2 separate regions of the Mus musculus genome follow, and region 1 is linked to region 2. The links are chromatin loops, found by intact Hi-C in ENCODE. Cell type or tissue: left cerebral cortex. All regions are shown on one strand. Links, peaks and the distances in the headings refer to the core of each region. The heading gives the core; the rest is flanking DNA. Region 1 has its middle 320 kb from the start of Gm25387. Region 2 holds the start of Mir6372 (microRNA 6372).

Region 1 (12,948 bases), core at 2,649-10,648, 800 kb after region 2:
GGATCAGAGTAACAGGGGTCAATATAGGCAACGGCGAGAACAGAGAGAGGCAGCAGTGAAGAAATGAGCCAGATGCAAGGAGGAATAAATTGATTTGTGATAAAGGAGGAAATGAAAGTGGAAGAAACGAAAATACCGTTTAAATAGCACTTTCCATTTTCAGAACACTTTCTAAATATTAGCTAATTAACCCCCATTGCAGTGCCGGGAATTATTATCGTAGTTATTATTATTAATAAGTAATGTAAAAGGGGTCAAGGGGGTTAGACATACAATGCTTTAAATCTTGCACAAGTATTTTATTTCCCTGACAGGAAAGCAGTAGCTGGAAGGGGAGTTTTGTTTCGAATCTTGAATCCATTATTGCTTTCTGAGTACCACATTATTATCACGCATCTCTCACCTTCCTGACCTTAGGCCATCTGCATCTATCAATAATTCCTCACCTGTGACTCATCCTTGATAGTTGGGCGGGGAATCCAAAGAGCCTTTAATTCGATTTTGACACTTTTGATTGATAGAATTATTGTAGTTACTCCCATCACTTCTCAGAACAACATGTGACTTCCCTTGAATGCTCTTCGTTTGCATCATGGCAGTAGACCCAGGTGCACCACTTAAAGCACCTCTGGTGAGTAACAGAGTTTGCAGACATTGTCTTGACTTTGATGCATCGAAAAAAAGGTAGGGACTTTTCGTTCATTCAGGAAGTTTAGTGTTCTATTTTATTAATTCACTTTTGTTTTCTGGGGAAAGAGTAGGGATGCATAGTAAAACATAGATTGAATAAACATTTAAATGTATATTGTGAAATTCACTTTTTGTTCCAGCTAGAATAAGCAAAGGACCATAGACCTTTAATGTAAATTTTGCTTCCATTAGGACCTGCCATTCACAAGCTAATTACTCTCCAGGTGGAGGCTGGGACTTCCCTTGTTAACAGTAACATGAGGGGCTGCTCGGTCTGCACCTCTTGCATTCTTCAAGATAGCTGTTATTTCAAAAGTAAATTTTAACATGCCTTTTGATTCATGTTCAATAAAGGGAGAGTATTTTGCCCCCCTATTAATACTCTGTCTTTTATCTTCTTTTATCTAAATATGCTTTATAAATTCTGTTTTTCTTTTGTTTTTGAAGCATAAGTAAGTGCTACCCATTCCTTAAATAGAGTTTTTCAACTTATATATAGTTTTTCAAAAATTTACAATAAAAAAACAATTGCATCTTTTTACATGTTTACATTTATTACAGTTTTACATGTATTTATTTTTAGTATGTGTGGGTGCAGATGCCACTGTGTGTGTATGGAAGTCAGGGTTATTTGCAGGCATGTGTTGTTTCTTTCTATCATGTAAATCCCAGGGATCAATCTCAGATCCTCCAATGTTCTGAAAGCCATCTCCTCAATCCACTGAGCCTTGCCCAGATCCAAAGCACAATTTCAAGTAGTTTACGAATATAACAAATTGTTTTACTCATAATGTGTAGTAAGGCCATAAAATCTCTTTTATATGAAGCAAAAATCTTGTTTCCTGAATTTGAGAAGTTGACCTATTGACACATTGGCTGTCTAATGTATGCAAAAAAAATCTTTGTCATTTTTCAGGTATCTTTACGATTTTAAAATTATTTGAGACAAAGAATTGTTAGTTGCAAAATGGAAAGTCTACCTGTCTCGTGAATATTGTATCATGTTCTTTAAAACAATAGAACAGATATAGCAAATCGAACAAGATAAAACTGTAAGTAAATGGTATGTACTTCCTCAAATGGACCATCATAGTTTTATAGTCATTGTTTGATACAACATGTGAGATCTTGTACATTTCTGTTCATTTTAAAAATTACTTGTGTGTTTTGACATAAGTTTATTAATTTGCTTTTGAGATGATACTCTATCCTAGAATTCCTCTCTGGAGCTGCTACTGTCTGTTAACAATGATAACAAAACAGGGCTCAGAGAACTCCTTGGAGAGGAGGCAGAAACCATGGAAAGAACAGCCAGGGGGCCTGCCAGGGGAGGGGAGGATGCCAAGAAAACAAGGCCTTCTAAACACATCACAAACAGCACAATATGAACTCACAGAGAGTTAGGCAGCGTTCACAGAGCCTGCCTGGGTCTGCGCTAGATGAGGCTCTGGAGCTGAGAGAAGTGGACAGAAGCCCCCATCCTTAACCCAGAAGCTGCCTCCAAGTGATAACCACTTGTAAATGAAAAATTAGTTATGTGCAAGGGAGTCTCACTAGAGAAACAAACCACTCCTAAGGGTAGGTTCTATGCCCAGCAGTAGATGGCCAACAGAAAACAGACTCGGTGGCATCTTTGGAGGTTCTTTGTCTTATAATATTGCATCATGGCTTTTTTTTTTGACCTTAAAGACATTTGCATATGCATTATGGCTTCCAGTTTTGTGTTTTACGAGATTTCTTTGTGTGTGAATGTATGTTTGTGTGTTCCTTGTGCTTTTTTTTTTTTGCTTTTCTTCTAGTTTTGTTCTATTCCAATTTGTTTTTGCTTTATCTTATTTTATTCTATTCTATTTTCTTTTATTTCATGATCTAGATGCCTGTTTGTTTTCTAATGAGAGACAGACAGAAAGGGTATAGATCCCAGTGGGAGGGGAAAAAGGAGGGACTAGGAGGAGTTCAGGAAGAAGAAACCATAGTAAGAATATATTGTAGGGGGAAAAACCTATTTTCAATAACAGAAAAATGTTACAAATGTTAACAAAACTAAGAGTTTTGAATTCATAATATTTCTCCTTGCAGAATTTTATTGGAGAAGATAATGCCTTTTTATGTCCTTCTTATGGTTGGGAGAATATAATGTGTCCTTGGGCTCATCTACCTGTGTGTGCTAAAAGAGAAATAATTGCAGTTTAAAAACTCTGTTTTGTCAACAACTTGTTATAATTTCTTTATTACCAACATCATAAAGTCACTGTGATCTCACAAGGTTATTTTGGGCAAAAGAAATCCCTAGAGAGAAATTGTTATAAGGAAATAGAAACTGGCTTTGGAGATCTTGTCCTATATCTGTCAATCTTTAAAAACAATGAAGTTCATAAGAAAATAGTGTCTGTGCCTCTGTGCTCTCAAAGAATATGTAACCACTGTAAAGCAGAAACTAAAACATATGAAATAATCAGAAAGTCATTTGGAACTCCAAATTTCTTGCTCTATTACAGAACTTGAGAGAAGAGAGGAATTATACTGATCTCGAATTCTTTCAAAAGATACTACAGGGTGTAACATCCCAAGGGACAGTGGCTAGACCCTGTACCTGTGGAAATTATCCTTTTCAGCATTGTACACACATACGCCCACTGTGTATTAGTCTACGGCTATGATACACATTATGAGCAGCACACATTTTCTGTTCCATTCCTTTCTGAAGAGTGTGATTCTTTTCCTATAAAGGTCTCTCAGCCCACTGTACCATCAGCTGGTGTCTTAAATTGTGAAAATTGTTCGTACAAGTTCTATAGTGCTATACAGCTAGCCTCTCATGATGTTCTCTGAGGGATTTGGTATTCTTTTGCAAACTGATATTTAATGATGCATGAGTGAAACATTTAATTAAAAACCCTTGAATTTGAGAATCTGCAAAACCTGGAAGTTTATCATATAGAGGGAGCTATTAACTATTAGGAAATTTATCTTTTGAATATGCTAAAATATTTGATGAAAACTAATGATTAACCTCAAGATTGCTTTTCTAAGATGAGTCTGAAAGAAATACAGGTGTGTTGTTAGCAATATTTCCCAAATAATACAGGTGGATTAAAATCATCATAAATCATTTTATATCTGTTTTATAAGGAGGAAATATGGTCTGGAAGTCCGTCAAGATCCATCACAGAAAGCAGGGTATTCTATCTTCTCTATCAGCATTTTCTAGAATTCTTGAATTGAGTATCAGAGTAACAGTGCTTTATGTACATAATTAAACACATGATTTTGGCTGGAACAAAGAGATACATTTACTACTGTTTCTTTCATCTTCAGTTGCCACCCCCAGAAAGACGACACTACCAGAATGACGTTTCTAGCAGTAGGTCTTCTAAACTAGCCTAAACTAGTATGGCAGGTAGAAATATCCTCAAAGGAAATGTAACATGCTTTTTCCTCTGGCAAGGATGTGCAAAATTGAAATATACTATTTTTTTCCCAGCAAGCAAGCAGGCTGCACATATATCTATCATTATTCAGCATCAAACCAAAGAGTCTGATTCTGAATTCCAATTCCTACCGACTATGTAGCTCCCAATTATGGAATCTGCAACTGCTGGTTCTGGGATGATCAAGGAGCATGCTGTTTGAAAGACCACAATTTGGCTGTAAGTAATCAATACACTATTTCAAAAGCCATCTCGATGCACAGTTTGATTTAGCGATGCAGAGAGCACCACACGGAAGCCTGCCCCACAAGTCTTGTTAAGTCAGTGTCTCCTAAGTTAGTGTACTTTGTCCTATTTGTTCATTTTTGGAGACCCCAGAACATTTTCTTTTTCACTGTCATTCATGGATATTTTTTTGGATTATAAAGGAAAGAGGGTCATGGTTTAAAACTAAACACAACCCCCTCCTTCCTAGCTCCTGCCTCTAGCCCCTTCTTCTTTCCTGGTCCTGAAATGAGGAGAGAGTACAATGTAGGATTTAAACTTCCCATGGGCCATAAAACATGCAGACTCCTCTGCTGAAAGTAATGTTTGTCGATTTGAAGTTTTACAAAATTCTATAGCATTTAATCATTGTTCCAATCAGAAAAAAAGCATTATTGAGGTATGAAGAAATATGATGCCCTTTAACAACCTATATTGTCTTTCTTATTTTTAAATCTGAGAAATAGAAAATACTGGGAAGTGAAGTGCTCCAGATAAAATAGGTTGAAAAATGTTACTAGATCCAGGATTAGAACCTGAATCTTCATTATCCTACAGTGTGTAGGAGAGCTAGCACTTACTGCTGAGACACAAAGGACAAAAATCATACCACCTAGACTGAATTCAAAGTCCATCCCACCCTTATCTGCCGCCCCCACTTCCATCTTGAAGCTAGTTAATACCAGACCACCTAGACTGAACTCACAGTCCATTTCATTCCCACATCGCTTAGACTGAGCTAAATCCGACCCACCCCACCCCTGCTCCTGAAGTTGGTGGACCCCGACCCCCAATGAAGGGCATTGTGATGCCTCTATTGGAGATTTCAAGTTTTTGCCAAGTCCACAAAAGCAATTCATCTTTAATGATTTATTGGTGACATGGATGCAAACGTGAATGGTTGCTTTGTTATTATTTGGGATGTTTGCCTGATTGGAAAGGGGTATGTATCCAGTTGACTGAAGAAGATTGGATGACAGAGTGGAGTGTGGATAGGGCAGGGGGAGTAGGAGAGTGAGAGGAAAGACAATCTTCTGTGACCCTCTAGAGAACTCCCTGCACTCCTAAGAAATATAAATGCAATGAGGACACTGACAAAAAAACACTTGATCTGGGCTTTTTCCTTAATTAAATTAGAGCGATTTGAGGAGCTGACTGAATAATGGGGTCAGGGAGACAAGAACAGCAATCTTAAGGAATTTTTCGTTCATTATGTTTATAGATTGTTTGGCTTTTTTTCTTTTCAGCAGCACATGGGAAGGCAGGATAACTTCTTGTTTGTACTATGTGGGTTAGCTTAGAAATTTCTGCATACCATGTATACTAGGGAGTAAGATAACTGCATTGCCAGAATATGAGGTATCTGGTAGTATCACACTGTTGTAAGCAGTGTCCCTAGGGGGCAGGAGCTCTGTTATCCTTCCTTGCACCTCTGGGACTTCTCTGGTACTAGAGTATGTGAATGGGGGTGGGAGAGGGAAGCAGACTTGCACATCCAGGCACCTGGGTTCAGTGCTGTCTGTAGCTATACTCCTAAATGGACATTGTATTGGAGTTACAGATTATAGGTGATATTTGCTAGTACTTCATGGTCTGCTCTGGGATATGAGGTATCTGGAGAGTGGGGTACATATGAGGCTGGATGATGTGAGGTGCATCTCTCTCCACGAACTACTCAGGAATGTGCTGATCATTCCCAGGGGATCAGAAGAGATTCCTAGTGGAAACTGCTTCAGGATCAGAGAGGAGCTATTTGTTTGGAGGGTCCAAGTTTTTAACAACAAAACCAGAAATTGTCAACCAGCTGAAGGACTGGATCAGCTTGTGTCTGGTGGAACGGGAGTGCTCTCTGCTGTTCAAGAGCAGAAGTGCATGTACAGAAGGCTCCTGCTAAATCCTTAATGCAGGTTATCTGAAACATCTAAAGATGCTTCCTTCCAAAGCCAGATATCTTTGGGGGATACCAGCATTTGTCTCCACTAAACGGTGCAGTTTTGGATTGTAAGGACATAGCATCCAGGCTAAGCATCCAATGATATCAGAACCCACACAGAATATAGTTTTTTAATTCTCACTTGGGCAAGGGGGTATAAAATTAATCACAGTGGAATGATATATGTATGTGGGGTATTTTTCATGGGCAGAAGTGCTATCATAAACTATTTTTATGCTTCCTTCTTTATGAGTGGTCAGTATTTCTACATCAGGGAAACCAGATTGTTGGAACTCCATATCTGGAGCTTCTTGCATATTTGCTTTTGAAATGTGTGTTATATAAGCTATGAAGTTAACATGGTCTAAAATCATGCACAGGTTTCTATGTGGTGTTAAGGATGAGGACCATGGCACTTCTATCCTAAGATGTGCACAGGGGTCTTAGGGGAAGATACTAGTTACTGCAGGACTGCCATTTGCCAGCATCAAATTTAACATTGGTTGCATCTGTAGATGTTATTCTATCTATTGTTTCTTATGGGGTGCTAAAGATTTTTAAAATGTCTATGAATCATTACTGGCTGAATGGCTAACAAGTAAAAGGTTGCCTTTTCAGTATTATCCATCTATGTCTGATATTTGCAGAACCATTACAAAGTGAGGAAGACAAAAATGTCTGAGACTTTAAATAGTTTATTTTTTAAAAATAACTGTGACAAAATATTAATGCTGTAAAAAGTACTGGATCATCATTTAAAGACCTTCAATTTTAACAATATCAAGCACATTAATATCATGCAGTCATCACTAAGATATTTTCGGAATCCTCTTTCCAATCTGAAACTCTACCCATTACACAACAGTAAGCCATCTTCATTTCGATCCTTTGTATGTTTGTATATGTGTGGATACATATATATTCATGTGTGTGAGTGTGTATCTGCCATAGCACACATATGGAGGTCAGAGGACAACCTCAGTGCTTGTCTTAGTTACACAGCTCCTTTCACACAGAGTCTCTTCTTCATTCCTGTGTACTTCAGGCTAGATGGCCTGAGAGCTTCCCCGAATCCTCCTGTCCTCAACTCCCAATTCACTGAAGGATTGCTGGGGTTACTTACACTTCACTTCATTGTCTCTGACTTTATATGAATTCTGGGGATCCGGTGTTTGGTCCTTATGTTTGTACCTTATTAAGTACCCACTGAGCTATCACTCTGTCCCCAGCAAAAATCCATTAAGGCATGTAAAGGAGACATGCAACTGTTGCCTGAGTATGAGGCAGGAGAATTACTTTTGCCCATGAGTTAATCTAGGGTCAGTTTGTGTAAGATAATGAGATTTCTTTTAAAAAAGAACCAAGGCTTGGGAGATGAGTCAGTCAGTAAAGTGTTTGTCATGGAAGTGGGAGGGCATAAGTTCAATTTTCTGCACCCACGTAAAAAGCCAGGTGTGATGAAATTCAAGAAGAATGAAGACCAAAGTGTGGACACTTTGCCCCTTCTTAGAATTGGGAACAAAACACTCATGGAAGGAGTTACAGAGACAAAGTTTGGAGTTGAGATGAAAGGATGGACCATCTAGAGACTGCTATACCCGGGGATCCATCCCATAATCAGCCTCCAAACGTTGACACCATTGCATACACCAGCAAGATTTTGCTGAAAGGACCCTGATATAGCTGTCTCTTGTGAGGCTATGCAGGGCCCTGGCAAACACATAAGTGGAGGCTCACAGTCAGCTATTGGATGGATCACAAGGCCCCCAATGGAGGAACTAGAGAAGCTAAAGGAGTCTGCAACCCTATAGGTGGAACAACAATATGAACTAACCAGTACCCCTAGAGCTCATGTCTCTAGCTGCATATATAGCAGAAGATGGCCTAGTTGGCCATCATTGGGAAGAGAGGCCCCTTGGTCTTGCAAACTTTATACTTCAGTACGGGGGAAAGCCAGGGCCAAGAAGTGGGAGTGGTTGGGTAGGAGAGTGGGGGAGGGAGGGCATGGGGGACTTTTGGGATAGCATTTGAAATGTAAATGAAGAAAATATCTAATTAAAATAAATTAATAAAAAATAAAATAAAATAAAATAAAATAAAATAAAATAAAAGCCAGGTGTGATGGTGAACACTTTTCATTACGCAGAGATCAGTGAATCCCTGGGTCTTGCTGGCCAGACAGCTTAGCCTAATCCATGAGCCATAGGTTCCAGCAAGGGACCCTGCCTTAAATAAAGAAAGCAGATACCTTCTAAGGTGTTATCCTCATGAATGTCCACATACTTGCATGCGAACCATCTTTCCCACAAACATGTTCACGCACACACACACACACACACACACACACACACACACACTCATAGAAGGAGTCCTCTAGCCATTCTTTCTTTTTGTTAGCTTCTGTAAACTAACAGTCTGTTCTTATGAAAGCCATCGATTCTTTTTTTTTGTTATCTCTACTAGACACTTCACTTAAATGGAATCACTAAGTACTTGTTCTATCCTGCATGGATTATTTCATTTAGCATAGTGTCCTGCTTGCTCACTGATGTTGTCAGGATTTTATTCCTTCATGAGGCCTAATATGTATTTTGTTTGTTCATTCACTGTCAGGTATCTGTGATGTTGCTACTTTTATAATTCCACACAAATTTTAGAATATAACATATTTACCAATGAACTAAATTTTAATTTTTATACAAGGGGCTTTTTGTATACTTAGCAACAGTTAATGTCCCACTCAGTAGTTAAATCAGAAGGATTCCATTAGTCAACCATAGTCTAGAAGTTTTCATCAATGCCAAGTAACATTAAAGAGAACACTGTTATTAATCATTATGCTTAAATAACCATGACATATGCAGGTACTAATTTGACTTGGAAACCAAACGATGATCAATTAAAAAGCTAAAGGAAGATAGTTAAGGAAAACTGCCAACCACCAAGTTGCTATACAGAATGCAAACATATTTTACCCGGACCCTGAACAAGAGTCAGAAGCAGATAAACAGTTTAAGCACAGTAATAGATTATATTTTCCATCTGCTTCTTTTGGAAACATAAGCTTTTCTGGACTCATTCTATTTCATTTCATGGCAGTATGATTGAGAGAGAGTGGTAGTACCTTAGCTCTCATAACTTTATGTTATATTTTAATAAATGGCAGAGAAATCTCAAATTCTCCAACCTGTGACCAGAATTTTTAAAGATACTTTTGCTCCTGTACTTGAGAGTATTCAAGTTAAGTCACACAGTTCAACTTAGAAACTACTCTACTGTTGTGCCAGAATGTTGGCCTGCCATGAGTAGGGTCCTAGCCTCAATCCTTACCATGTCTATCATAACTGCCTTGTAGACTTTTCAGTGCAATTCCATAATTCTAAACATTACAAAATTTTTGAATTGAAAAATCTATATGCCTCCTAATTTCCTTCACTGTGGCCATAAAAAGCAGCAGCTCTGACTTCAAACCCAAGATCCCCAGTGACTTTCAGTGACAGACACTCAGTGCCTTCTCTACTTGGCACATGGTAACTGTGAAAGAGTTTGGAGGGTAAATACATTTTGTTCTCTTAATTCAGGATAGCAATGGAGGCAATAGTCAAGAAACTGTCTTTAGGAAAGATGGTCACAACCTAATGCTCTGGGGGACATTTTATTAACTGACAAGTTCAAGTCACCTGGAACTTTATTTCCTAACTGAAAGTGCTGAGTGTACACAGGTGGCCTGATGCTGGGGGGGGGGGTTTGTGGGGGTGACTTGGTGTACAGGAATACTGTAACATTTGCTTTTTCTGGGATCCTCGACGACTTTAAAATACAAGCATGACATTGACAAACATCATTTTACACCTGTCACTTTTGGTCTCACAAAGGTCAATAACAGCAAGATAGGAATATTGTAGCATAACAGGAAGTAAGAGCTGTAGCAGTTCCCAGAGGAACTACCATAATATCTTCATTTTATATCATACTTTTCTCATAAAAATTTATTCCTAGTAATTGACACATTTGTCTCTTTGACCAGATCCTTTTTCCTGAGGTAGCCAGAGGTAAATGTTGCTTTGGTAAAGCTGAGTTGGTAAAAGGGACAAAGTCTTCACAGGTCCCAGAAGCCCCTGGAAGACTTTCCACAACTGGCATTTGATAGTGTAATCCTTCCAAAACTGAAGGTTGGTTTTAGCTTTCTTTCCCATCTTCCATATAATCTGAGAAAGCTCTCAAAATGAAGTCAAATTTATACCTCACTGACAAAAGTGCTGATGAAGGAAAGAATAAAATTTCTGTAGGAAACTGGAGGTGTCTCCACAGGACTGTCCCACCTCAACATTTAGAGTTCGAGAGGAGTTTGGAGTAGCTTAACTCCATGGATACCCTTTCCATCTTGGTGTGTACAAGTTCTGGACCAAGCACAATCAGTAGATCTGACCCAGATGATAAAGGCAGGGCCCTGGTCACATTTTAAAATAAGTGTAGTTCTATTGTATTGCAAGAGTTGAGGATCATTTCTATCACTACCAATTAAGGGTGATGTGAAACTGACTTTGCTCTAGTTGCTAGGTACTTACATTATGTAATAGGTGGGATTAGTTTAACACTTTCTATTAATTTCCTAATATACAGAGGCTATAGATATAGATCTGTTATTTAGTTTATCGATTTTCAAATATTTTGAATTTTAAATATAAAATGTCCTGCTTTTCATAGACTGCTTTCCATGTTTTGAGTTTAACATTTCAACATGCAAAGAGCTACACACAAAGCAAAGTAAATCAGGAACACATAGGACATTTTTCCTGGATATTTCATATTCAAGCAGGAAAGGTTATTTCTGATCTTGAGTGAACCCAGGATGGAGATATTTCAACAAAGCAAGGCTAAATTTTCACTTGTTCATAGTAGAGTTTTCAAGTAGCTGAAAGTTTATGTTTAAAAATCACATTGCAAAGGAAAATTCTGGAAGAACAAGTCAAAGTCTTTCATTCAGAAAACACCCATGGAAGGAGTTACAGAGACAAAGTTTGGAGTTGAGATGAAAGGATGGACCATCTAGAGACTGCCATACCTGGGATCCATCCCATAATCAGCCTCCAAGCACTGACACCATTGCATACACTAGCAAGATTTTGCTGAAAGGACCCTGATATAGCTGTCTCTTCTGAGGCTATGCCAGGGCCTAGCAAACACAGAAGTGGATGCTCACAGCCAGCTATTGGATGGATCACAGGGCCCCCAATGTAGGAGCTAGAGAAAATACACAAGGAGGTAAAGGGATCTGCAACCCTATAGGTAGAACAACAATATGAAGTAACCAGTACACTTCGGAGCTCGTGTCTCTAGCTGCATATGTATCAGAAGATGGCCTAGTCTGCCATTAATGGAAAGAGAGGCCCATTGGTCTTGCAAACTTTATATGCCACAGTACAGGAGAATGCCAGGGCCAAGAATTGGGAAGTGTGTGGGTAGGGGAATGGGGGGAGGGCATGGGGGACTTTTGGGATAGCACTGGAAATGTAAATGAAGATAATACCTAATTAAAAAAAAGAGTATCTTCTGCTTAACTTTCTCTATTCATATCATTACAATGCCTTGGATTATAGCCCATGTGAGTACAGATGGAAGACTGGCATGTAGCCTAAGACATGTAGAAGTAAAAGTGTGTAAATGGAGACCCCCAAAGATACCATGGGTATTTCAGGCTCTCTGGGATACAGTGGGGCTCTACATCCCCACTTCTCCACTCCTTGGGTACTCTGAATTGTTGCACATGGTTCCATGGTTTGTCTTTTATTTCATAAACTTCATTTTCTAGGGGGAGGATTGACTTTCTCTGACCTCTCTCCCAATTCTAATTTCCATTTCCTCCTTTCTTCTTACCAGTACCATTTTATCCTTAACAGCTTTTATTGGTACAGTTATCTTTAGACAGATGTAAAGAGGTCTAGGTAAGTAACTAACCAGCTCTCTGATTTCAATGACTCATATGATGTACTAATGAATATCAGCTAAGGAACAAGATCTTTGTGGCAAAAGTGACGTCAGAGGACAGTTTTGAAGTCCATAGATACTTTGGGAAGGCATGGGCTGTGAAAAAGTTTCTTCAAATAAACAAAACAAAATAGAATTTTGTCATGATTATAATATATTTCATATCTTCTTTTAGTTGTAAGATTAAAGTGTGCAATAGAAGTAAACTCAAAGGAGTCTGTGGATCACAGCAAGCTACCACAATGTTTACTAAGGAAGTTCTAATGATGAGCATACAGTGACTATAGCCAGATTGCTCAGTGAAGCTCTTTTCTTACTCAACAGTGCTCTATGCAATACCTCTTAGGGGCTAAAGCCTTTAGTAGAGCAGTGCTTACAATCCTCTTATGAGCTGGAAGCATCCAGGAATACCATTCCCCATGGGAAGTCTTTTTGCATACTTCAGTTCAATGAAGGACTTGCAAGATTAAGATATGTATGCTGACTTTGAAACTAAGGCAGAAAAGTAAACAAGCAAGCATTCTTTCAAATATGAAAAGACTATTCATACTTTAAATTAATTGTGTGTGACATTTTAGTAGATTTGTATTTGTAAAATTTGTTTCTTTCCAAGAATGTCCATCAATTATATTATTATATTTT
Region 2 (12,948 bases), core at 2,931-10,930:
GGCTTATGTACCAGCACTGGTTTGTTGTTTTGTTTTGGTTTGGTTTTTGTTTAGTTCATTTCTCTGTCTGTTTGTTTACTATGCTAGAGTCACAGACTTCATGCAGTTCTGAAACAACTCAGCTCTTCTTAGGTGAACAGTGGGATTGTGGGTAGTGGTGGATTACTACGTAGGGCATTCAATTTCCTTTCTTTTTTGAGGAAATGGATGTAATATATGCCCCAGTTGTTATTTTGGGAACTCACCTCTTCTGAGCTTATTAAATGACTTTAAGTACATAATTTCAGATAAAGTAAGACATTAACAGTTTACAGCCTGGGGAGCAGAAAAGAGAAAGGAAAGCCAGAACATATAAACACTCATTTCATCCAGGTGCATCTCACTTTAAACAATAAATGCAGCCCCAGAGTAGAGTGAAAATGAAATGCCTGTAAATTTAACATTTTAAACTAACCAAGGGTATGGTTACGTAGAGGAAGCTCACGCTTTGGCAATGTGGATCAACCAATTTGCAATTTATCAGTCTATGAAATGTGACCTTTCAGATGTATATATAAAAGCAATGTATATATGCTTCTATGTGAATATGTTCTCGCATGTAGATGTATTAAAAAGTATTCTAATAGTAATATAGTTAAGATACAAATACACTAAAGACATTGGGCTTATCTTGCTGCCCATGTTTTTGGGGGGAGGGGAAGCTTAGAGGAACACAGGAAACCTTAGCTTGAGTATGGGTGTGTTAGAGAGAGCGAGTGCTGTGCAGGAGCCCTCTGTGTCCACTTGGCTGCAAAAATTTATGTGGAGCTATTTTCAAGGCAAGGTTATGGGTTCTGGATCCTCCAGGGATGGAATGTTTTGCCCATGCATTAAATCCACATTCCCTGAGAGCCGAGTGAAAAGACTGCAGAGTGCTCTGCCAATGGCTTCTCCAGCACGGAGTTGTCTTCCTTCTTCCCCTGGCACCTGTGCTGAGGTGTGTGTTGCATTTTACAGGTGGAAATTTAAAGAAAGTGCGGGCTTTTTACTGTGCTTAGAACTTGTGAAGGTTGGGAGACTTGGGGAGATGCTGGCAGTCTAGAGAGGAGCAGCCTCACTGCATGAACAGTTAGCCGGTGTAGTCTTGAAACTGTGCTGTTTGGGAAAACCTCTAATGCTATAAAGTACCAGAAAGAAAGATTGGACTTTTTCTATAGCATTTTAAATTAGGCTGTAGCTATTTTCAACACGGGCTTTTTGGTTTTTTTTTTTTTAAGTTATTTATTATTCTAATTTGAATTCACAAGTATATATGAATACCCCAGACAGAATAAGGCCTTCTCTGCACAGAAATGCTTGTGGGGTGTAATGCACTCAGTGTATGCCCTCCTCCTTTTGATAAAAGCAGTCTATTTGAGGATGGCAAGTAAATGATTAATATTGATAAGGAACAAAAAGTTCAGCATGGAATGGATGGAAGCAGGCAGGAATCAGCAGATAACTCACACTTGGGAGCATTTCAGCCTGCACCCAATCCAGCTTTGGGCACTCTCAGCACATGCCCACGTGCCAGTGGCATCAATAACAGGATGTTCTTGGCAGTGAGCTGGTGGAAGCTCAGGGCCACCCAGAGATACCCAGATACTTAAGTCCTTCCTTCCCCAATTCCTAGACCATTGCTCAGGCAGAAAGGTCCAAGCGAACACCTTGGAGAGGATGATCCTACTCAGCATGAGTGACTCAGTAACTTTAACCCCTGCACTCTGTCCATGTCTAGAGACAGCTTGCATTGGCTTTGGCACCATAGCATTCTATGGATGGAAGAAGAGCTCAGCATTCAGTCCCTTTACCTTTGATCTGAGAAGATAAAAGTCCAGAAAACTGACATGATTTCGTAGAGAACTGACTTCAAAGTCTAGTTTTGGGTGAGCCCTCACTCCTGCAAAAGAAGACAGCATCCTCAAAGCTGTGTGAGGTGCTAGACTAGGTACTGGGCATAGGCTTAAAGGACATGGTCCTATAAGCTCTCTAAAGATGTATCTGATTCATCAGCTCTACTCAGAGCATGAAACTATTCATGAAATGGTCAATTTACCAAAGAATAAATGGGAAATACATTGAATTTGTTAAATGTACCAAGAATTCAGTTTTTAAAAAAAATATCTAGAACCTCTATGAAATTCAATTCCATGATAATTACAAGTTTCAAGGATTAATGAATTAATTTTTGAGACAGGGTCTTATATATCCCAAGATTACTTCAAACTTGCTAATGAGTCCGTGATAAACTTGAACTTCTAATCCTTCTGCCTCTGGTTCTCACAGCTGGGATTAAGTGCTGCACCGGCACAGCCCATTTGTGTGACTGTGGGGATGGAGACCAGGGTTTGTGAATGCCAGCCAAGCACCTGGACACCTGAACTGTAGTCCCAGCTGCCACGAGTTAAGTTTGGTTTTACCTGACTGATTTCTCTTTGTCTGCACAGCAACAACTCTTCGGAACTTAGTTCACTTAGATTGTAATTAATGCACAACAAATTGCCATTCGTAGGAACAAAGCCCGTTATGCTCTTGGAAGTGGTGCTCCGACTACTCTACGACCACTAATAATTTTATTACTTTTTTAATGTCACAAACAAGTGGCAAGGTGACAGAAGCCAGAGAGAGAGAGAAAAGCCACATACTGCATCTTCTAATGGATCTGTTTTCTAGTGGAATAAGTTGCATGGGACAGTTCAATGCCCCGTCACAGCATACTGAAACTTTAGTTAACTTGCTCCTATTCTTTCAAACTCAGCGCTCCTCATCCTTCCTAATGATGTGCCCTGTTAATATAGTTCCCCATCTTGTGTGTAAACCCAACACTACAATTATTTTTGTTGTTACTTCACAACTGTAATTTTGTTCATGTTATGAATTGTTATGTAAATATCTGTGTTTTCTGATGATCTTAGGCAACACCCATGAAAGGTCATTTGATTGCCTGACAAAGGGTTAAGTGTTGTTTTATTCCGCAACAGACTTGTCAGCCCAAAACACATAGCTAACATTGTGTGTGTGTGTGTGTGTGTGTGTGTGTGTTTGACACTTCAGTTGGTTTCCACATGCAGGAATAGGCTGTAGGATATCCGTTTGGTTCATCCAGTTAGCACTGAGGGCAACAGGCAAAACTAAAAAGTACTTGGATTGCAGGAACTTACCCTCTCTTTATGAATTAAGAAGTCTTCATTTGTAAGACAAGCCCAACACTACAGATCACAATAGATTACTTAAAACTCCTGAAAGCCAAAGAACTATTGTCTGAGAAAAGGCATAACACAGGGAACTGAGGCAGAGCCCAGCAGATGGTTAAAGGGCCGCAGGCCAAGTGAAGAGTAGAAAGGGCAAACACTTGGAAGTGCCCCCAAATGGCCTACTATTAATGTGTGGTCTGCAGGGGAAGCACAATAGACAGATATATGGTGAGCTGGCAAGTTGGCTGTTCCATGAGTTAATTGATACAAATCGATCGAGAATCAATTTGTGAAGAAACATGAAGGTGAGGGCCTGGACCTCCATGGCTGCTTCTTGTGCACTGGACTGCTTTTGCTTACTAACTGATGAAACAGGAAAACTGTCTACTACTAGCAAAACAAACAGCTTATAGTCAGTCTCAAAGTCTTCCCAATCAACCACCTCGATACTGCCAGTGAAACTGTGGGATTAGGTCCAGCAGGGGGGCCCCCTGGGTAAATGCACTTGCTTGCCATGTCTAATAATCTCAGTTGATCCCAAGGAGCCACATGCAAGAAGGAGTCTATTCCTACACGTTGTCCTCAGCACACCAGGACATGCACACGCCACCACTACCACCATCTACACCACATAAGTAAACAAATAATAAGAGTTCTTTAAAAGTCTAGAACAGTAGATGATTTTTCAAACATTGAAAACTATGGTCTGAAAGTTTTAGGCCATTGAAGAAGTTCCCTTCAAGTGGGCTGAGATACATATTCTCAAAGAAATATCACAGTTAAGTTTAATGCAAATCCTGTACTGCAAGGTCTCAGTAAAAGAGTTAGATACAGTGGTTTTGACTTACTGCACAAGATGCCACTTTTTCATGGTACCAAGAACCCTAGTTTGAACAAGACTCAAACATTTATATTCATATCATGTGGATGTGTCTGGCCACAGTTAATTTGAACATGTCATTTGATTCCCTGTACAGAATATCGAAAGCTCTGAGGCAGATCCAGGGAGCCTTTCTTCCTGAAACACAAGCACTCACACAATGCTCTTATTAACTATAGCTATCACATCGACACCAAACTGAAAACAGAACCTAACATTCCATCCCACCCAGTGTATGTCACATATGCCTATTATAGGACATGTGTTTCACAATCCAGAGGGAAAGAGCTACACACATCCCATACCTACACATCCAAGCAATCAAAACAACTGTAAGGCTGCTTAAGTACAACATCAAATTTTAAAAACTTAAATAACATATAAAGAAATTCTTCAGATGTTGTTTGACTACTCCAATTTTACACAATCATTAAAGTCCAAAACCACTTCTAGGTTATCTAGAGCCACCTACAGAATTGGGAGGATATTCCCAGGGTGGGAAAAAGGGTAATTATTTGGAAGTAAATTTATGTTTACATAGCCTGCCCACAGTAATCTAATGTGGATCAAATGTATAATTCTTAATTTTCCAGTAGCTGCAACCAAAGAGCTAAGAGTGAATCTACTTTTAATATACCACTTAACTCCCAATGTAGCCAAAGTAATATTTCACTAAGTAATTGACATAAACATTTCACTTTTGATATGTCTTTAAAACCTGGTGTCCTCTTCCACTGATCACAATTCTGTTTGTCAATCCACATTTCAAGAGCTCTTGGCAGCCACATGTGGCTAAGAGTCATCATCTTGGACTCATCATCTCACTTGAGTGATGTTCCTTTGAAGGTTAACAGGATTGGCTGCCTCTCTCTGGACTGAACCATGGGACTGCTTGTTACTGTGGGTCTCAGCATTAGACTGTGGCCAGATGTGTGATGAGAATGAGACGGATCAAAGAGCAACATAATAGGTCCATCATGTTCTGGGCTGTAATGCATATGGAGTATACCAATAATTAATACTTCAAAGTACTGCCTGGACTCTCCTCATGTTTGAAAAATAGTTTCTTTTACATCTGAAGGAACAAGTCACTTCTTAGGACAAGATCAGCCTCGTACTGGCTCACATAGTACTACACTTAAGTGTAGTCTCCATCTTACCTTGAGACACGACATGAGGTGAGCTTAAGCTGCTCTCTCTTGACTGGACCTCTGGCTCAGGCACTCCTCTCACTCCTCAGTACAGTCGGTGGTCCACTTTGCTTTTATTTGGTTCCACCATAGATCATGCCAAAGTCTGAACTCAGTGATCTCACTCCACGTTCCCACAGCAAACACCATATGCCACAGGGTTCTTCCTGGTTGTGACTTTTACCCCACAGTATTCCCACGAGTCTGAATTGTCCCTCTTCCTTAACCAGATAGTGAGATCCTTGAGAGTGCTTCTGTTCTCTTTCAGTCACAGCAGGGAGTATCAAATAAGTGCTCAAGTACGTTTTCCCCATGGTACAATGTCAAACACATGCAGAATGTATAATCAAGTCCATGTACTTAACGAATACTTAAAGATATGTCTAAGAAAAAAAAAGATATGTCTAAGACATCAAATCTTAACCAAAATGCATTCCAAATACATCAATTACATTTCTAGTTCTAGGCCACTGTGCTAAATGCGGAGATTCAGGAAATGTTCTCAAACATGGCAGTTAAAGCAAGGGTAAAGCTTTCCTCAAAAGAATCTGACTGCAACTCGTCTGTGGAAGTTGTTTCAGCAGACTCTGATCCAGAAGGTCACGAGTGCAGCCCAAGACTCGGCATTTTTAATAAACTCTCAAGTGGCACTACTGGTCCAAGGACCACACTTTAAATAGGAAAGACTATGGTCCAGTAGTCAGAAGACCTGAAATTCAGTTGTAACTCGTGTTGTCTGGATGGGACTCATTTCTCTTAATACTGTCGGATCTGCTTGCTCAGCTCTTAAATTGCTTGCAAGAGGAGAGTAGATGATTTCTGTATGATCTATAAGCTCCGAGTTCCACCATGTTCATATTCTGTCAGCCTACAGAGGGCAGTAGGGAGCACAGCAGCGCCTGCTCACTACAGTCATCTGGCATTACTTGCACAGCACAGCACAGCACAGCACAGCACAGCACAGCACAGCACAGCCAGTTATTTTGAAATGTTTGCAGGTGAGGTTCAGAAGTCCTTCTAAACTTCCAGAGCTGAGAACTGTACACTGCAAACATCATGTGATCATGTGTGGATGATTAACTCAACTGACTAATGTCAGTGAGGTCATAAATAAGTAAATGATGATACCTCCAGAAAAATATATTCTTATCTGGAAAACAATACAACAACAAATTGTTGTTGGCTCTAACAAATAGCTCAACACTACTGTGAAGTACAACTTCCAGCACACACACACACACACACATCGCACCACACCATACACTGCACACACATACCACACCCCACACACACAAACACATACACATCACATCCTACCATACATCACATACACACACACAAACACACACACACACACCACACATACACAAACCATACCACACCATGTACTACACACCACACAGACACATACATACCACATCACACCCTAGACCACACACACATACTATACCACACTGTAAACCACACAAGACACACACACCATACTACAACACAGACACACACACACCATTCCACACCATACAACACATACACACACACAACTACAACATAGACCATACACACACATAATTGCACACCATACAACATAGACCACACACACACACACACACACACACACACATACACACACACACATACCACACCACACCACACCACACCACACTACACCACACCACACCACACCACTCAGTGTGTCCTGCATACCTATGCCTTGGAGAAAAGCTATGCAGCATCAGCACAGGTCACCACCCTGATGCTTTTCCAAGTTTCTCAGGCCACCTTATCATCTTGACTCCTGGATCCAAATAAAAATGTAGATTTGTTTCAGATGGAGAAGACCAAAGCCAGCCATCAGGAAACCTCTGGGTATTTTGGAATTCCAAAGTGAGTTCTATTCTAGGGTCTTTGAAAATTACTTTTTTGAAATTGAAGATGTTTAAATGAAAAATTCCAAATACTTTAAAATTGTACCTCATTGGTTTTGAAAAGGCAGAAGTCTTTCATTTCTCACTACCTCTTTGAAAAGAACTGGGGAAACTTCCAGCCTTCTATCCAGGCAGTTTTGGGTTTAAGCATGCTGGTTTTCTATGTCCATCCCTTTATTGAAGGAGTGAAAAGAAGATGCCCTGAAGTAGAATTCCCCCCTAAAATATAAATTCATTTTCCCTCTCAGTGTTCGCTTTGGTCACAGTTCTCTAAAACAGATGACTTGTGTTTTCCAAATACAGCCACACAAAACTACACACAAAACTACTACAGCCACACAAAACTACACACAAAACTACTACAGCCACACAAAACTACACACAAAACTACTACAGCCACACAAAACTACACACAAAACTACTACAGCCACACAAAACTACACACAAAACTACTACAGCCACACAAAACTAGAGGAGCTGCAAGGAGCACATTCAAGATTTGAAGCAAAGGACAAAAATGACATTCTGTTCCCTTCAAAGATGTTGACACCTATCTGAGATGATTAAGCTTGTGTTCTATGAAATTAGGAACAAACAGTACTACAAGCTAGAAGAGTGTGAAAGAGTTGAGAGGAGAAAGATGCCTCGCTTCCAGCTGGGACAGGCAAATGGAAACCTAAATAAAGGCAGGAAAGATTTCATCCACAACTTCAAGGATGCCAGAGACTGGATCATTAGCCCTGAAAAGGAGACTCTATGATCAAGAGCGAGAACACAGAAAGTCACCAGATGAAAGAGTAATGAGGGCGAGCCTGATGCCAGCCAGGTGAAGAGTCCCTGGCATCCAGACTCAGATCCAGTGGCGAAGGCCAGGAAACAAAGCAAAGGCAGCAGGCAAATGGTGTAGCTTCTGCTCTGTGGGCTGGAGTAAAGTGCACACACATCACATTGCAGAAACTAAGAGCTGACAAAAATCAGTCTGTGGGGCCAGAATGGAAGTCCCGAGGGCTCAGCTGACGACTTTCTTTTACAGTTAATGGGGAATCAATGGAAGACTTTTGATTGTCTGTTTTCTATGACACTTAAGTCTGTGTTAAAGAAAACATATTTTGAGGTCAAATAGAGCACAAAAGACAGTGGGGGAGAGATCATTGGACTGAAGCAGAAGAGTACCTGAACCACAGAGCTAGAAAGGGAAAACCCAGAAAAATGCTGGAACTCTATGTGCAAGGGGAACACAGTGATAAATTTGGAGATGATGAAGTCAGTCCACCTACCCCCAGCCGGGACAGGAACTCTGGTTCACTCCTTCAAGTGAAAACTACTTACTATGAACATGATGGTGCTTGCTTAAGGTGTTCAGCCTGCCTGTTGGAACACAGTAGGCCCACATGCAGGGCCAGTGACATGAAGAATATGAAGGACAAATGTCACGTTCTGCTCTTCACACTTTTGTTAAGCTCTCAGTACTCTGCCCTCCCTCTGGTTCCCCAATAGGATGAAGCTTGGTATTCCATTTGCTAATACGACTTCTCTCTAAGTTCCTCATTTGGCAGTATTGTCTGTGTTACAGTGAAACTTTGAGCCCTGGAATTCTTGTTTCACTCTCTGCTTCTGCAGATACCCAAAACAGAATCATTAGGAGACAAACAAGATTAGCTAGAATAATGATCCCAAGAGGTGTCCATATCCTTATAATTCATCAACAGGAAGCTTTATATACCAAACTTACAATATGCTAATGGCACTTTGGAACTCTAACTAAGGTCAATGACTATGAAACTGAGAGACAATCCTCACCTATCCAAGTGTGCCCAATCAAATATTGTAAATCTTTAATTACAGTGAGTCCTTCCCGGCTGAACTTAAGGAGGCAGGACATGGAGGAGTTTTTCAGAAAGATGCAGTATTGCTATACTGGTGGCTCTGAAGGTGGAGGACAGGTAGCAGGACACGAAGTGTGGATGATCTCTGGAAAGCTGAGTCCTACAGTCCTCAGGAACAACTGCCACCCCAGTGATACTTTGATTTAAGTACAATGAAACAGACGTTAAAAGTCTTAATCTACAAAACTGAATAAATGTGCATTGTCTTATGTCACAACATTTGCAGTAACTTTCTATAAAGTGATAGAAATATATACATTACTCTTAAATTATGAATAACTAAAATTTTCTAGTAATCGTAAGAACTGAAAAAATTAATTTTTTCCAATATTCACTTGTATGTTCAAGGCACTGAGTTCCCTGTACTCTAGACTGTGTGATAGTCTTAGGATCAATGAGGCTCTTTTATATAAGCTACATTTTCAATAAAGTATGAGATGGTAAAGAAGCTTAATATTTGCTGCTTTTGCTTTCTAAGCCAAGGAGTTACTATAATTTAATCAATTACATTAAATTTTACATAATGCCCACAAGAACTCATTAAAGAAATGTGCTGGTATAAAGAAGGACCAAGCCAATAGATAGTAGAACGTCATTGTCCATACTCAGAATGATTTTCAGTGCTCCGTTTTCCCACAGCTATATTTAGACACTTTTATTTAGAAAGGGAGACTCCATGACAAACAGATTGTAGAACTATATTCCTAGTTAAAACTTCACCAAATCTTGACAACACAGCAAGGGCTTCATGTAGTAACTTTGACATGCTAATTCTACATAAGCTAAAGTCACTTTGGTGCCTTGCTGGAAATAAATAAATCCTGAATCCATAGTTTCGTTTGGGCATAAAGTTGCTCTCAAATTGCATGCATTTAGAATGTTGTAGCAGCCTTATTTATAATAGCCAGAAGCTGGAAAGAACCCAGATGCCCCTCAACAGAGGAATGGATACAGAAAATGTGGTACATTTACACAATGGAGTACTACTCAGCTATTAAAAAGAATGAATTTATGAAATTCCTAGCCAAATGGATGGACCTGGAGGGCATCACCCTGAGTGAGGTAACACATTCACAAAGGAACTCACACAATATGTACTCACTGATAAGAGGATATTAGCCCAAAACCTAGGATACCCAAGATATAAGATACAATTTGCTAAACACATGAAACTCAAGAAGAATGAAGACTGAAGTGTGGACACTATGCCCCTCCTTAGATTTGGGAACAAAACACCCATGGAAGGAGTTACAGAGACAAAGTTTGGAGCTGAGACGAAAGGATGGACCATCTAGAGACTGCCATATCCAGGGATCCACCCCATAATCAGCTTCCAAACGCTGACACCATTGCATACACTAGCAAGATTTTATCAAAAGGACCCAGATGTAGCTGTCTCTTGTGAGACTATGCCGGGGCCTAGCAAACACAGAAGTGGATGCTCACAGTCAGCTATTGGATGGATCACAGGGCTCCCAATGGAGGAGCTAGAGAAAGTACCCAAGGAGCTAAAGGGATCTGCAACCCTATAGGTGGAACAACATTATGAACTAACCAGTACCCCGGAGCTCTTGACTCTAGCTGCATATGTATCAAAAGATGGCCTAGTCGGCCATCACTGGAAAGAGAGGCCCAATGGACACGCAAACTTTATATGCCCCAGTACAGGGGAACGCCAGGGGCAAAAAGGGGGAGTGGGTGGGTAGGGGAGTGGGGGTGGGTGGGTATGGGGGACTTTTGGTATAGCATTGGAAATGTAATTGAGGAAAATATGTAATAAAAAATATTTAAAAAAAAAAAGAAAAACCAAAATAAATAAATAAATGAAGTTAAAAAAAATGCTTGTGTAGTACAATCCTACAGTTTCTCTGGGTTGCTGTATTAACAGTTTCTGCCTTTTTCTTTCCTTCTACCCAATCTTTGCACCATGCTGGCTTCACCTCTGTCTATGAATCGTGAACGGAAGAGACATTATTCCCTTGAGAGAGCTGGGTTCTCCCAAGGTTGAGTTTGTTGCCTCTATGAGCATTCAGGAGTAAGAACAAAGCCCTCATGATGCACTTCCCTGTCACTTCCAAATTCACCATCTTTCTGATTCACCTTCTTCTTGGTTCTAAGCTTGTATCCTAGTAGGAGTGGAGCACAAGCCCGAGAAAAGCTGGGGCCTTGGTCTCCCAGCTCAGTTATTAACCCCTGAGCTGACCGTATCCCCTCCACCAGAGGCTGTGCTACCTCACTGGCGCTGCGTGCTCATCTCTGAGGAGCAGGTGAGAGCCGGTGGTGATTGCAGCTGCTGCTCCTCTGAACCCTGTCTTGTTCTCAGGCCACAGTCTTTGCACTGCTGCTTTTAGTGGGTTGGGCAGGTCTGAAGACTGGGAAGTAACTGCTTTTGCAGGTAGCTCCATGTAATTTTTCACGGCCTTCCTTCGAGCTTACCACAAAACCAGCGCTTAGTTAAAAAAATGTATTTTTAATTAGGCTAACTTCATATTTTCAATTCTGTCTGCAGATTGCCAAATGCCTTGCTTTTGTTTCTCCTTTCCTAACAAAATACATATACTTAATATGCTTTCACCAACAAAGTTTCAGCAGCCTCTTTATCTTTGCATACCACAGGTCTGAGAATGCTTTATGGACTCCTGATCCAGTTCGGTCATTGAGACGGCAGAGAAGAAGAGTAAGCATTGCTCTTGTCTCTGGTGGGCGGCAAGCAGATATTTCAATGAGGTGTCTGCTTAGAATGTATCCTCTAACTTTGCAAAGATGAGAGACACCAGATTCCCAAAGAAAATAAGGCCCCCAAATATCAAGATAATTTGTGGAAAGGCTGTACTCCCACACATACATATTTCGGCAGGATTTAAGAAAATGAAATAAATGTAAAGTAAGCACTAAGGACATTGAACTTCAAGTCGGCTTGAGTTCTAACACTTCGTAATAAAAAAATAATCTGTTTACTAGAGAGCTTGGTGAATTGGGCAGACCCTGTGGTGTGGTCATGTTTCCCTGAACGGCTAAAGAAGATGACTCGAGAGAATCACCTGTTAGTGAAGACTTTTAATACTAACAAATGTGGCTGCTTTTCAAGGCAGGTGTTCTCACAGGTTTTATTTGCTTTGGAGTTTTTAGTGTAGTTAATGCTATTTTTATTCTGTTTTAACTAAGACTGTGTTTTCTTTAAAACTTGGTTCTGTGACTGAGGTTTGTTTCCAGCTATAATACCTTTTGATAACATCCTCCTTAGGGATTCTTGTTTAAAATGATCTACTACAGGGTTCTGAAAATCCTCTTCTTCCTTGCTCTGCTTCATTCTGGCTTGCACCCTTAACCCTTCAGCCAGCCCATGGGCTGTGCTTGAAAAACATAGCAGCCTTCCATAATCTGAAGCACCATCCATGATCTGGAGCACCATCCATGATCTGGAGCACCGTCCATGATCTGGAGCACCGTCCATGATCTGGAGCACCATCCGTGATCTGGAGCACCGTCCATGATCTGGAACACCATTCCTTGGCTTTTGATCATACTACTTAGTCTTGGTTTTAAAGATATAAAAGTCTACTAATTCTCTTCAAGTTAGAGAAACTTGCAAACTGCACACACTCAATCATGTCATGGGTAAAGAGATATATACATGGCTTCAGAAGGAACTCAGTTCTCTAGGCCCCCAAAGGAGGGCTATGAATTTCAAGCTCAGTAGTGATCCAGTGTCTCCTAGAGCTTTTTTATGGAAACCTAACAATTCTTTGGTTTGGGTATATCTTTGTTTGCATTAATACCTGCCAGCCAACCGACTCAGTTCCAGTGAGGTTCCACCTAAAACACTGTACATACCTCTCAATTAATTGTGTGGCT

The links. Peaks named below come from ENCODE experiments on the same cell type or tissue, not always from the same donor. Only the 100,000 strongest peaks of a DNase experiment are listed, where the experiment ranks them.
Region 1: it touches region 2 in a loop (2.8-fold over the local background); 1 of 42 quality-filtered maps calls a loop at or near these places.

What each region holds. Positions count from the first base shown.
Region 1 is chr11:26,990,679-27,003,626 of GRCm38, forward strand. No RefSeq gene overlaps it. Among named protein-coding and RNA genes, the nearest start is that of Gm25387, 320 kb to the right of the region's middle. In left cerebral cortex, for the core only: a CTCF peak has its summit at 6,249 (motif pointing left); DNase peaks (open chromatin) are centred at 5,021, 6,240 and 6,672; H3K27ac peaks cover 892 bases.
Region 2 is chr11:26,194,952-26,207,899 of GRCm38, forward strand. The region is part of intron 1 of 5730522E02Rik (RIKEN cDNA 5730522E02 gene); the gene reads right to left. It overlaps Mir6372 (microRNA 6372), which reads left to right and starts at 7,289; the gene lies at 7,289-7,397. In left cerebral cortex, for the core only: a CTCF peak has its summit at 6,142 (motif pointing right); a DNase peak (open chromatin) is centred at 6,159.